2 separate regions of the Mus musculus genome follow, and region 1 is linked to region 2. Evidence: chromatin contacts called from ENCODE Hi-C or POLR2A ChIA-PET data. All regions are on one chromosome and are shown on one strand. Each heading gives the region's core, a stretch centred on a gene start or an enhancer-like site at or near the end of the contact. The rest is flanking DNA. Distances are from core to core; before and after follow the strand shown.

The links. A loop is a pair of places that touch in the nucleus more often than their neighbours do. ChIA-PET counts read pairs that join two places held with the same protein, here RNA polymerase II (POLR2A).
Region 1: a loop to region 2 is called in a map of regulatory T cell, with 2.2 times the contacts of the local background. The contact joins the promoter of Hnrnpm here to the promoter of Zfp414 in region 2. A Hi-C loop is called at or near these places in 1 of 37 maps with a recorded cell type or tissue (regulatory T cell). POLR2A ChIA-PET finds 5 or more read pairs at or near these places in 3 of 5 experiments (Patski and embryonic stem cell).

The regions. Positions count from the first base shown.
Region 1 is chr17:33,680,280-33,687,153 of GRCm38, forward strand. Hnrnpm (heterogeneous nuclear ribonucleoprotein M) reads right to left here and starts at 5,179. Exons shown (of 16, transcript NM_029804.3): 1 at 4,988-5,179. The coding sequence starts at 5,100. It also overlaps a transcript of Marchf2 not described here.
Region 2 is chr17:33,626,703-33,633,088 of GRCm38, forward strand. Zfp414 (zinc finger protein 414) reads left to right here and starts at 2,390. Exons shown (of 6, transcript NM_026712.3): 1 at 2,390-2,514; 2 at 3,095-3,377; 3 at 3,665-3,772; 4 at 3,874-3,979; 5 at 4,427-4,761; 6 at 4,840-5,014. The coding sequence starts at 2,512. The coding sequence ends at 4,904.

The sequences.
Region 1 (6,874 bases), core at 3,929-6,428, 56 kb after region 2:
TATTTTAACATATGGCTCTCAATTCCAAACTGCCAAAGAAAATTAGATCCTTACACCCAGTAAAATAGCTACTCCAAGTTCTAATCAAGCCCAATAAAATAATCTTTTCTAATAGTCTAATACACTGCTGTATCTCATAATATACTGTTAAGACCTAAAACATGTTAGGTACTGGCAAGACATTAAACCAACTTTGTTTAATACAACTTTTGGGATTGCTTTACTAAGTTGCTTGAAAATTGACATTTATCAAGTCATTGTTCTGCCACACTTAAAGTATACTACATACAAAGGTCACACTTTATAGATTAAATGCCTTTATACTGCTCTATTTAGTATACTAAATATGCATGGTAGTACATGCTTTTAACCCCAGGGCTAACCTGAGCTCCAAGCCAGCCTAGACAATAAAATGAGTTCCAGAACAGCCAGAGATACAGAGACCCTATCTCAAGTAAAACAACAAAAACAGAAAACAAACAAAACCCCACTGTCATCCTAACATCTCTTATGTCTTCATGACACCCCCATACCTAATTCTACTCATACTATTTCTGGAATTTCTCAATATATGGAAAAATCTCAATACCCTGAAATTCTGATCACATCTTCTGGGACAAAAATACATCCTCCCTCTTGAAAATAATCTTTTACATAAAGTCCCCCCCCAACAGAAGGCCTTTAAATTCAGAGCTTAATGGAACACTATTCTAGGTACAGATTCTTCCCCTATCAAAACATATAATCAGGTCCATTTCCAGTGTAACTCTATAGCCTGTATCCATAGTAGCACACAGGCTTGCTGTGAGAACCAAAGAATTAGTCAAGAAGTATGGTAGTACATACTCATACTCTCAGAATTCAGGAATAAGAGGGAGGGGGAGTATGGTAAATTAAGAGACCAATCTACTGTGGTGTTTCAGATCAACCAAAGATACATAAGATCTTGCCTTAACAAACAAAAACAAAAACAGTAGGATTATGGTGGCTCTCTGTGAATTCCAGGACAGCCAAGGCTACATAGACAAACCCTGTCTTAATTCCCTCTCATCAAAAAAAAACCCAAAATAAAAGTGCAACATTATTTTTCTTTGTTAATAAACATCTGCCAGGCATAGTAGAGAACACCTTTAATTCTAGCACTGAGAGGTGATCTCTGAGTTTAGAGCAAACACAATCTAGTTTAAAGCAAACATGATCTAAAGTGAGACCCTGCCTCAACAAATATAAATTGAGTACAAAAAGATACTAAGACAAAAAGCGAGTTGGTATACGTTAAGAGCAAAATATGTAAGGACCAGTACTGTGGGTAACAAAGAGTTAAGAGTCATACATCCAAGTCTGAATAATATATTCTCTCATTTTTAAGTGGAGGCTACTACTAAGTCACAAGTCTTTAAAAGAATTAGCACACAGCACACCAATAATAATTTTGAGGTGTAAAAAGGGAGACCTATTTGCTCCTAGCCTTTCTGTATTGTATTCACTTGGGAGGTTTTAAAACATTCCAACCATTGTCCATCACAGAAGAAACCTAAGCACTGAACTCACTACAAACTACCAAAGTGACAGTTCAGTTTTAACTAATACTGCAAAGCAGAGTAATATGAGAGTCCATTTGGGAAGCCCTTGAAGAGAGAAAAAAAAGTAAAAGCAAGCTTATCTTTGCAGGCTGGTATCTGTTTCTGTAGTCATTAAAAAAAAAAAAAAATCAAAGGACAAAGTAACAGCAAAGCTCTAACAGCACACACTCAAATAATACAGAGCTTCCATTTCTAATCTTGAGCTAACAATCTAATGTGCCTTAAAAGTACTCTTCACCAAGTACACAATCACTTTTAAAAAGTACAGGAAATAAGAGTAGAGCATGATGGTACACATATGTATTCATAGCACTCAGGAGACAGAGCAGCAGGATTCAAGGCCAGCCTGACCTACAGAGTGAAATGTTGTCTGAAAACCCCAAACAATGGGGCTGTAGAGATGGCTCAGTGGTTAAGAGCACCCATAGTTCCCAACTTCCTGTAACTCCAGCTCCAGGTGATTTGACACCCTTTTCCTGCCTCCAAGCACTGGCACTCACCTGTGTGCATACACAGAACACTTAAAAATAAAAAATAAAATTAGGTATGCAGCTCAGTGGTAGAGTTCTTGCCTAGCATGCAGGAGGTCATCAATTGATCTCTACTATCAAAAACTAAATAAATGGGCTAGAGAGATGGCTCAGTGGTTAAGAATATTGGCTGTTCTTCCAGAGGGCCTGGATTCAAGTAATAGTACCCACATGACAGCCAACAATTGTCTAAAATTCTAGTGCCAGGAGACCCAATGCCCTCTCTTGGCCTCCATGTACATGCATGTTGTGCATAGACACATACGCAGACAAAACATGCATTCTCATAATATTTTTAATAAAAAAAAAAGCAAGCTAGTGAGAAGGTTCACTAGGTAATATACATGCATACTTAACAAGCACGAAAACCTGGGTTCAAATCTTAGTCAAAAGGTGGGAAGAAAAAGACACTCTGTGCTTTTAAAAGAGTTTGTTTCAAGAACTTTGTGATGCAAAAATAACAATTATTTTTCACCCACACTACAAAACTAAGTGCTGCCACTTTCTCAGGTATCCTCCATTAAGCCAGTCTGAGACCACTCAGGTTCTTTCCCACAAGGGCTATTTCATCTGATACTTCCTATGCACATTCTGTCTGTCAAATGACTCAGCCACAAGTTATCTATCTGAATACAGACAGTGGAAATTTAAAACTGTACCATAGGACCGTGTTCTATTAAAAATGCAATCTTTCATATAGAAAGGCTCTAGCGGCATTGCATTCTATATATAGGAAATAATTTTTTGCCCCTGCAACAGGGTTTCTTTGTGTAGCCCTGGTTGTCCTGGGCTCTGTAGACCAAGCTGGCCTTGAACTCAGATAATCACCTGCCTCTGCCTCCCAAGTGCTGTGATTAAAGGCATGCATTACCACTCTGGACAGAAATTAACTTCCTTAAAGCTTTTTAAATAAGGCCCTCTGAAATCCTAGAAAGTGAACCAGACGTGGTAGTACACACCTGTAATTCCAGCAACTGGGTGGAGGTGACAGAAGCAGAGGCGTTGTTCTGAATTCAAAGCCATCACAGTCTACACTGTAGACTCTACAGTTTGCCCAGGCATCTAACTCAAAAACTGAAAACAACAAAGACTAGAAGAGGGAATCTGATCCTACAAGGCATCTCTATGACAAAAGCTGAAAAATCTGAACATGAGACTAACTAAAGGTGCTCAAGTGTAGCTCAGAGGTAAGAGTGCTTGTCTAGCATCCTCAAGACCCCGAGTTCCCAAGAGGATGGAAGGGAAAGTTAAAAATGAGCACACTCCTAAGCTGAGCCTTTCTGGTAGTAAAGAGAGGCCTCTTTATCCTTTTAGTACTATGGGGTGAACCCCAGGACCTTGTGCATCTTGAGTAACTACTCTATTAATGGGCTATAATCTACACACTCATACACGACAGGCAAGTACTTATGTAGCTTAGGCAAATCTTGAGCCGAATCAGCTCTGGAACTCACGCAGCCTCTCCAGTGCTGAATAACACACAAGAACCAGTTAACCAATGGTGTTTTACTTCTCCCTAACTAAGATAAAAGATATGAAATTTCCTCCAGTAACAAAATAGCCATTACTTGGTAAATGCTTCACTAACAAGTGTTTTAAGTACTCTCAACTCCCAGAGTCCTAAAACTTCCCACCTTATACATTTGATGGAAAACAAAAATTCAGAGACATGGGCTGCTGATTTTAGAACCAAAATGTTTCTCCAGACCTCCTCAAGCTGATATATTAGTATATCAGTATGAGGAGAGTTTCACAGGAGCAGAATCTTATGGTTTCCTCCTTGAAGAAAACTTTTTAGGGCTCAGAAAGACCACCCTGTGGTCTGATATTAGGAATCGAATCTAGGGACTTTGGAGTGCCAGGTTATTGCTATGTTTTCATCCCTCTTTTTGAGAGTTAGGGTCTAGCTCAATTTCCCAATGACTAAATGGCAACCTAGACTGAACTCACTCTATATAGTCTGGCCACACTTTGCACTCTGGATCCTGCAGCTTCCCACTCCTCCCAAAAGGCTGGGACTCCTCAGGCCATGCTAGGACACTTATAATAACGAATCAAGGTCCCTAGACAGATCTCCAAGCAGGATTCCAAAAAAGGGATGATGACGTCTGTCTATTTTAATTTCTGAAACCCCGAAGTGGTGCCTCTACCCGAACACTTTAGGTCTGTTGCTAAGGATGAACACTGAGCAAGCAAAGACCATTTCTCCCATTGGTACCAACTGCACTTTAGGAAGTAGGACTATAAAGAGGGGAAAGAACTCCAGCCCAGGAGCCCGGGTCCGGGGCCATTCTAATGGAAGAAGCACTTCTTGCAGAATGAGGGTAACACCGGTGTCTCGGAACCCCGCAACAAGAGTCATGTCGACACCTTCCGGGTCGCGCCGCCGACCGTACACGTGACACCTCGCACGCGCAAGCCTCCCGCCCCTAACTTCTCAGATCTGAGAAACTGAGACAGAATACTTCCACTACTATGGATTGTATGCTGAAGGGTTGAAACTACACAGTCTTAATGGTTCAACCCTCGAGACCCCAGTGAGAGGTGCTGCGGGCCCTGATCTCCCGCAGCCCGCGCGCCATCACTGCTCTGAGAATAAAATACCAGGCCACAGGCCTGAGGCCTCGACGACGCGCTCAGACAGCCAGGAGGCTGAGGCAGCGGAGGCAAGCGCTGTCGGCAGGGGGCGATCCATTAGGCTCTCCTGGCTTCGTCGTCGTCACAGCCTTGGCCGCCCCCAACTCTCGGCAGGGAAAAGGCCTGCGCAGACGCCGCGCCGCCGTGGGAGAAGAGAAAGCGGCCCACAGACCTAACGGAGCTGCGAAGTAACCTGGCTGGAGTTAGAGAAGGATCAATTGCTGTTAGACTACTCACCCCTTCGGGCCCGGAGCTCCGTTGCCGCTCGGCACGCAGGGCGCGCCGCTCTCTTCCTCCATTTTGGGTTCTGTCGCCGCCACTTCGGCTGCCGCTTCGACCCCTGCCGCCATTTTCTCCGCGTCTGGGCTTTGTGTGAGGGAGCGGGCTCTGTCGAGCTGCGCCTGCGCGCTCACGTGACCCCGAACGACCAGTAACGCCTCCTTGTGCGGCGACCGGCTCCCGCTTCCTGCTCGCCTCGGGTCACGCCCCCTGGACGTCAGGCCACGCCTCCTCCAGTGGCAGGCCTCACTTCCCGATGTCCGCAGATACAGTTGGGTTGTGGGACAGGGGGAGAGATATGTGTCGCTCATTCGAACTTACAATACGAGCGCACATACGGACCTAGTCGGTCCAGCTTACTTTATATTTTTCCGTTTTGTTTTACTCATTAGCTTTCTTTTTTGAGGCAGGGTCTCACTATGTAGCCCTCCAGCCTCTCCCTACCTACCAAGTGCAGGAAATAAAGGCAAGCACCACCACGCCTGGCCTTTTCTTTCTTTTTCTTTTTTCAGCAACTTCATATATGTATATCATGTATTTTGCGCTTGCTTGGGGTTTTGCTGTTGTTGTTGAGACAGTTTCTAGCCAATACTGGCCTTGAATGTCTGAGCTGCCGCCTACACCTCTTGAGTGCTAGAATGATAGGCCAGAGGAACCAGGCTAATCAGTGCTAGGAATTGAACCCAGTGATTTGAACATGCTAGCAGTCTATCAACTTCAATCCCTGACCCTATACTGTTCTTTTATCATATTCACCTACCATTGCCCTTTTATTTCCCGCATTTCCACTGTACCTTCTTTCCAACAAGTTCCTCCATGTACCTCCTTGTCTTTGTTTTATGACCTACTGAGTTGGGTTTGCTTGCAAGAGCATAGATTAGGGGTTGATTTATTGGGGCAACTAAATAGGTGGCTACAACACTGAGGAAAATGACACCTCTTTCCTCCAGCATCTACTACCAATAGATCTTCAGGGAAGGGTGAAGCCTCCCAAGGCTCCCCCACCCCAACATGATGAGGTTCTATCTTGTGCAAGTAACCACAACTGCTTTGACAATGTCCGTGGCATGTCAAGGAGAGATCAGCTTTCCTTAAATGGAGAAAAAATATAAAAATTATGTTGGCAGGAATTATTTTTATTGGGGGGGGGATGGAGGGGGAATGATTGAATACAGGCTTTGAGCATGCCATGGCTGGCATGTGGGAATTGATTTTCTCTTTCCAGTAATCAAATTTAGGTTGTCAAACTTGGCAGCAAACATCTTTACCCACTAAGACAGAGCCAACCCTGCATGCAGAATTCTTGACAGGTTAATATCAAACTAAAACTCTCCATGTAATTCAAAGCATTAGAAGAGATGTATAACAGAAACCTCCCTCCCACCCTTTTCCGACTCCTCTTTTCCCCTTCTTTCCCCTCCCTCCCTCCTATTCTATCTCTCCTTACGGCACCACCCTGACACCATTTCCTGGGACCCTACATTCCAAAGTTATGATGAGAAATAGGTACCAAGCTTGGTAGGCCAGAAGAGTGAAGATGCTTGTGTGTTTTTACATAAATTTTTTTTTTATGGATATCAGTTCACCAGTCACCCAAGGCCTGATCACATCAGCTCTGTTCCTCAATCATATTGTTCCAGTCACGAAGTCTCCCAACCTGCTCTTCCTATGGGCCAGATTCCAGCCTCTGAGTCTTTACTTTCTGAAAAATTGACTTCCCCTTGAGTTTCCAGTCAGGGCAGCAAGATACTACCATGCATGAGCCTGTGTACTAGGCAAGAGATGGGTGCAGAAAACAACAGGGAAGACCAGACTGTACTGGACCCACTGGGATGATGAGACTGC
Region 2 (6,386 bases), core at 1,140-3,639:
ATGGAGGAGCTAGAGAAAGTAACCAAAGAGCTAAAGGGATCTGCAACCCTATAGGTGGAACAACAATATGAACTAACCAGTACCCCCGGAGCTCATGTCTCTAGCTGCATATGTATCAGAAGATGTCCTAGTCGGCCATCAGTGGAAAGAGAGGCCCATTGGTAGTGCAAACTTTATATGGGGAAGGCCAGGGCCAAGAAGTGGGAGTGGGTGGGTGGGGGAGTTGGTGGGGGAGTGTGGAGGGGACTTTTGGGATAGCATTCGAAATGTAAATGAAATAAATACCTAATAAAAATTTTTTCAAAAAAAAAAAAAAAGAGTTGCCTTGGTCATGGTGTCAGTTCACAACAGTAAAATCCTAACTAATACACCCATTAAGGGGTGGAATTTGGTAAGGCAGATTCAAATGTCTTTGAGTCATTTCTCCCTCAGTAAGTAACCCCTTGCCTATATCCCTGTAGTAACTTAAGAAAACCCTTGATCCACTATAGTGGCTTTGGTGTTATTCATACTTTGCTCTGTCATGGGTTATTTATCTAAGGTGAGTAGAAGTGTTTGTGTTTCCCTGGAAAAAGTCTTGTCATACAACTGATCCTACCATAGAAATATGACGACCTAAGTTCATATCCCCAGATACCAGGTAAATGCCAGGTGGGCACTATGGCCCACCTGCAGCTTCAGCCTCAGACAGTAGAGACCGTGCATCCCCAGAGCAAGAATAGTCATATTGTTGAGCTCTGAGTTTGATTTTGAGGTCCTGTCTCATCGAATAAGGAGGAAGAGGCCTGGAGGATTATTCCCCACTGCAACCACCAGCCTCCATATGCACAAGCCACAAAGTGAACATGTACCCACAAATGTGAGTATGCACCTGCAAACAAATACCCCACAAACATGTGTGCATATATACATGCAACCACATACACAAAAATGGAAAAACAAACATTCATCAATGACTACTTCAGAAACCATGGTTTCTCTCTCTTCCACCTCTTGAAAGTCCTACAGGAGCCAGGCGTGGTGGCGCACGCCTTTAATCCCAGCACTCGGGAGGCAGAGGCAGGCAGATTTCTGAGTTCGAGGCCAGCCTGATCTACAGAGTGAGTTCCAGCCAGGGCTACACAGAGAAACCCTGTCTCGAAAAAACAAAACAAAAGAAAGAAAGAAAGAAAGAAAGAAAGAAAGAAAGAAAGAAAGAAAGAAAGGAAGGAAGAAAGGAAGCCCTACAGGACTCACCCAAGTTCTCTTTCTGACCTCCATACCAACATCTTTATTCTGTTTCAATAGTGCAGAGGTCTCGCCCTTGCTTACGAAAGGGGAGCTTGCTCTTTGCCAGCTCAGGACATCTGCGCCAGCTTGCTGTAGTGCTCTGCTTCTGTAGGCATCAAGGCACAGCTCAAGTCACCCCCTTAGACAGGCTTCCCTGACTCCTCATTTCACATCAGTTTTGTTTGTTTTCTTATCTCCTAGGATAGATCCAAGATCATTTTTCTGCTGTTGTTGATTTATTGTCTCTCCATTTTCTTGGTTGACTAGAGACTCCCAAGAGCAGTACTAAGTTCCTGGCACATAGGATGCACTTAAGGAAAGTAGGGTGGGCAGGCGACCTCTCAGTAGTAGTGCACTTGGGATTCATTTTCACACCTCTCGACCTGTGGAATTTGCTTGTTCCTGAAGATCCATTAGTTAGAGTGTTTCTCACATTGGGCTATTACAACAGATTCGTACTTGCTGCACACTGGATGTGCTGAAAATTTTATGGTGCTTGCTAGGAAGATGGGTCTGTGCAGACACAAGGGACCAGGGTTCAAACCCACAATCATGTAAATGAGAAAGAGTTTGGATCTCTAGCCCTCCCTGTGAGGCATAGCAGCTTCCTGTAATCAGGGCCCTTTGGAGGTGGACACAGGAATCTTCTGACAAGTAAGTTAGCTAGCTAGGTGGGAACTGGTGAGCTCCAACTTCAGTGAGAGATGTTGCCTCAGTGAATGAAGTGGAGAGCAATGAAGGAAGACAATGTCTACCTTGGACCTCCGCTCTTACCTGCTCACATCTGTGCATATACATATTCATTTGTACGTGTATGTGTACAGAGCTAAGGATGTGGCTTGCTTTGTAGAGAGTTTGCCTAGCATATATGAAAACTCTGGGTTTGATACTCAGTACCACCTAAAACCTGGTGTATTGGCATCTAAGTTCAAGGTCAACTTCTGTGTAAGGCCAACCTGGGCTATAAAAGTGGGGAGGGGAAGAGCTTTTGTCAGTTTTCTCTGAAATTTAAGACCAATCAAAAGCAGACCTTCTCTGTTTCTGTATAAGAGCTGCAGTGTAGTCTCAGGCCCCTCCTTCTAGAGAAGCGCCCAGAATTAGGCCACACCCCATGTCTCGCGAGATCTGAGAAGCGGGAAAATGGCGCCGATGTGAGCGAGAGACCGTGTCGCCGAGGAAGACGCCCCTGCTGGAGCCAGAGCCTCCGAAGGCACGGGAACCAGAGGTGTAACTGAGTAGAGGATGGTGAGCGCAGCACCCCGCACGCGGACGCGGAAGAGCAGCGGGACTGACAGGGAACGGTCCTGCCGCGCGCCCCCCTCCAGCTGACCCCGCCCCCACATCCGGGTCCCCGCCCGCCTCTGACTGTCACTTAGCTTTCGTCCAGCCCTGAAGGCCGGGCCACACCCACTCTCCTAGAGTTCAGTCCCTAAATTTAACACGTATTGGCTCAGAGCGTCTATCTGCTCAGCTCTAGCTTAGCCAGTATTCCCCATCATCACACGATCCACTGTAGGCCCTCCAGCATTTCCTAGTTGCTCCTCTAGGCCACACCTCCGCCCCTAGTGCCTCTCCTGCCAAAATTGAGGAAGGGATGTTAATGCTGCTTTTTTATGCATAATCCCTGATAACTCCTGCAATTGGAATTAGGAGACAGTAGCTCGGTCTGCCCTTATCTCCCGTATCTTGCTGGTGACTCAGAAAGTGGAATGACTGGGTAATATCTGGTGAGTGTTGAAGGAGTCTGTCTTGTGGACCTTTGTAGTAGAAGGGCATCTGTCTGACCTAGGGATCCCAGCCTGATTTTAGCCACTTCTTGCACCAGGAGGAACCATCCAGGCCCAGCTCGGACACGCTGACCACTGTAGAATCCAGCTCCGGTGAGCCAGACAAGGAGGTGGCATCTCCAGATGGGGCAGCTCCAGCCACTTTTTCCTCCGTGGAGGAGCCCAGCCCTAACCCAACAGCCATGCCACCAGTGTGGGACCATGGAGGACCTCTGCAGCAAGTTGCCTATCCAGCCTCAGACAGTTGCCAGACTGGCTCAACCAACACAGGCGTGGGGACCAATGAGGACCTTCGGTTGCCCAGACGCCGTCCACCGCCAGGTTATCTGTGGACCTTTCTGGGGAGTCACATGCCTTTGATAGGGCTGAGATGGTGCAAGACAAGGAATCACCTTTTATCCCATTGCGGGGGTGGGGGGGTGGGGTGGGGGGTGGTCTTCACCATTTACTGAGCACCTTGTCAATATGTCAGGTGTGGCTCCAGAGATGAACTAAACCAATCCAGCCCTTCCGGGCAGTTTATTCTGACAGTGGCTGGGTGGGGAGTAATCAAGGCTTTTGGGTAGGTCAGTAAGGAAGAGAGTAATGACACCCATTCGTTCCTGCAGGGAAACAAATACCCTGCTCTAGCCCCGGCTGCTGCCTCAGTTTCCCCAGTGTTCGTGATCTAGCACAGCATCTCCGTACCCACTGCCCACCCACACAGTCACTGGAAGGTAAGATGAGGGTTGCTGATAGTGAAGCAGATAGGCAGAGCCCCCCCCCCCAGAGTTAGTCTTAACCACCCCACTCCACATCTGCACTTTATCCCTACCAGGCAAACTCTTCCGATGCTCCGCGCTGAGCTGCACTGAGAGTTTCCCCAGCATGCAGGAGCTGGTAGCCCACGGCAAGCTGCATTACAAGCCCAACCGCTACTTCAAGTGAGAGCCTGACCATCCCCCTCTTTCAATTCCCAGATCTTTAGTGCTTCTTAGTGTGTGTGGAGGAAGGGTGGGTTGAAGTATGAGTGTGGCCTGGGAAACCAGCTCCAACCATGCATGGAAAACAGATGGGAATTAAGTCATTCTGGCTACGGGCTCAGTTTGGAGGTGCAGGGTATACATGCCGTGGTTCCGTCCAGTTCTACCTCATGTCTTATGTGGAAAACTGGCACTTAAGTAAAACCAAACTTGAGATTCTGAGCTGGAAAGGTCCAGAAGAATTAAGACTACAGTAAAGGAGGGCCTGTAGGCCAAGCTCCTTTACTTTGTGTGCAGTACTACAGAGATTCTGATATAGATACCCTTCCTACATCTTGGTCCCTGGGAAGCAGTGGATAGGCCCTTCCTGTTGCCCAGGATATAGTCCAGTACTGTGCCTGCCCCCAGGTGTGAGAATTGCCTCCTGCGCTTCCGCACTCACCGTTCACTCTTCAAGCATCTGCATGTTTGTATAGACCATGGTCAGAACCCAGCCCCGCCACCACCCCCTGCCCTGGACAAAGAGCCACCTGTACCCGAGCGTCCCCCAGAGTCCGACCCTTCGTCTTCCCTGGGCCTGCCATTCCCACTACTTGAGCCTTTTACCTCTGCCCCCACTGGGCCCTTCCTTCCATACTTGAACCCTGCACCCTTTGGCCTGAGTCCCCCTCGACTGCGCCCATTCCTGGCTGCCACTCCAGGGCCACCAGCATCCAGCACTGCCATCTGGAAGAAGAGTCAAGGTGAGTATAGGAGCAGGTTGCCTGCAAAGCTGGCTGAGCCCACCTTTATTCTGAACTTGAACTGCTTCTTTCCTGCAGGCGCTACCAGTAGTCCCAGAAGACCTCAGGGTGGCTCTGATGCGCCCTCAGGTGCGTGCAGGTGACCACCAGGGCAGGGTGGAGGGGCCTTCATTCCTATGCCCTGTGTGGGCCTTGCGAATGCTGGAAAGCAGCAGTGCCTGTCCCTTAAAATACATGATTTTTACCTTTAAAATGACTGGTACCTATGCCTTCATCTGCGCTGGCGTTCCTGTGTAAACATTTGTGTCTTGTCCAATCTCTGAGTGCTCTTCTCCGGTGGTGGATCCAGGGATAGGAGGCAAATGTGGTGCCTGCGGTGATGGGCAGTCAAGCCCAGGAAAAAGAATCCAGCTTGCCTGGACCCTGGCAGCTGAGGGGGATGGACCCAGGGAAAAGTCTAATCTGTTCTGGCCAACGTCTACCATCCATGGTTGAAAGGCTTTCTGGAGGGAGACTGAGGTGCCTGCAGGGTACCTGGCTCCCAGCCACATCACGTGGAAACACACAGATGGCTGCTATTTGTGTATGCAGTGTGTGACTTCTTCAAGAGCCTCACGGTCCACTTCCAGGACCATCACCCTGGTCACCCCACAGCCCTGACACCTGGGTTCCTTGGTGCCAACACCCAGTTGGATAAGGCTGAGCAATGTTCAGGCATAGAGCTAGAAGCAAGGGATGAGACCTAGGCTCAGCTGGCCCCCCCTCAACTCTATACAGACTCAACCCTGTTTGCTCCTGGGGTGTCACAACTGTCAGAGGGGGAGAAGCTAGTTTTATGGAAGCTTTGAAACAGCTCTGTTGAACTGAGTGGGAAGGAATACAGAGAGTTTTGTAATTTGAGGGAGGAGGGGACAATAGAGGAGGCACGTTGAGCTAGTGTGTGCTGTCTTGGGTCCCTTACCCCCCAGATAAGATTTTTTTTCTAATTTTTTTTATTTTTTGAGAAAGTATGAGAGTGTATGTGTGTACACAAGTGTAATTAATGCTCATGGAAGCCAAAAGAGGGTATAGGAGCCCCAAGCACTTGTAAGCTGTCGGGATGGGTGCTGGGAACCAAACTTGGGTCTTCTGTAAGAGCAGTATGAGAGTGAATTTTTTTTAAGCGTCACAGCTAATTTCTTTTAAAAATTAATTTATTTTAAACTTTTAACTGTGATTCCTCTCCTGCAACCCACCACCACCACCCCCCAAATAAGCACTAGGCTGTTGGACTAGGGTGCTCACATGCAATGGGAGGGCGACTTAGAATTGGCTTCACAGAATCTGGCCCTCATCAGTACTCCTGTTTTCCTGGCACCTCAGCCATGGGATCTCTCTCCAACTCAGTGCCCATCGTAGCCAGCTGTAGATAGGGTAGTCAGTGCCCACTGTTCTGTTCCACAACTTCCAGAAACCAGATACAATAGGGTTGTTCTTTATTCCAGGTTGTTTTCCTTTATTTAAAAACAAACAAACAGGCATAGTGGCACATGCCTTTAATCCCAGCACTTGGGAGGCAGAGTTAAGTGGATCTCTGAGTTTATGGCCAGCCTGTTCTACAGAGCTAGTTCTAATATAGTCAGGAC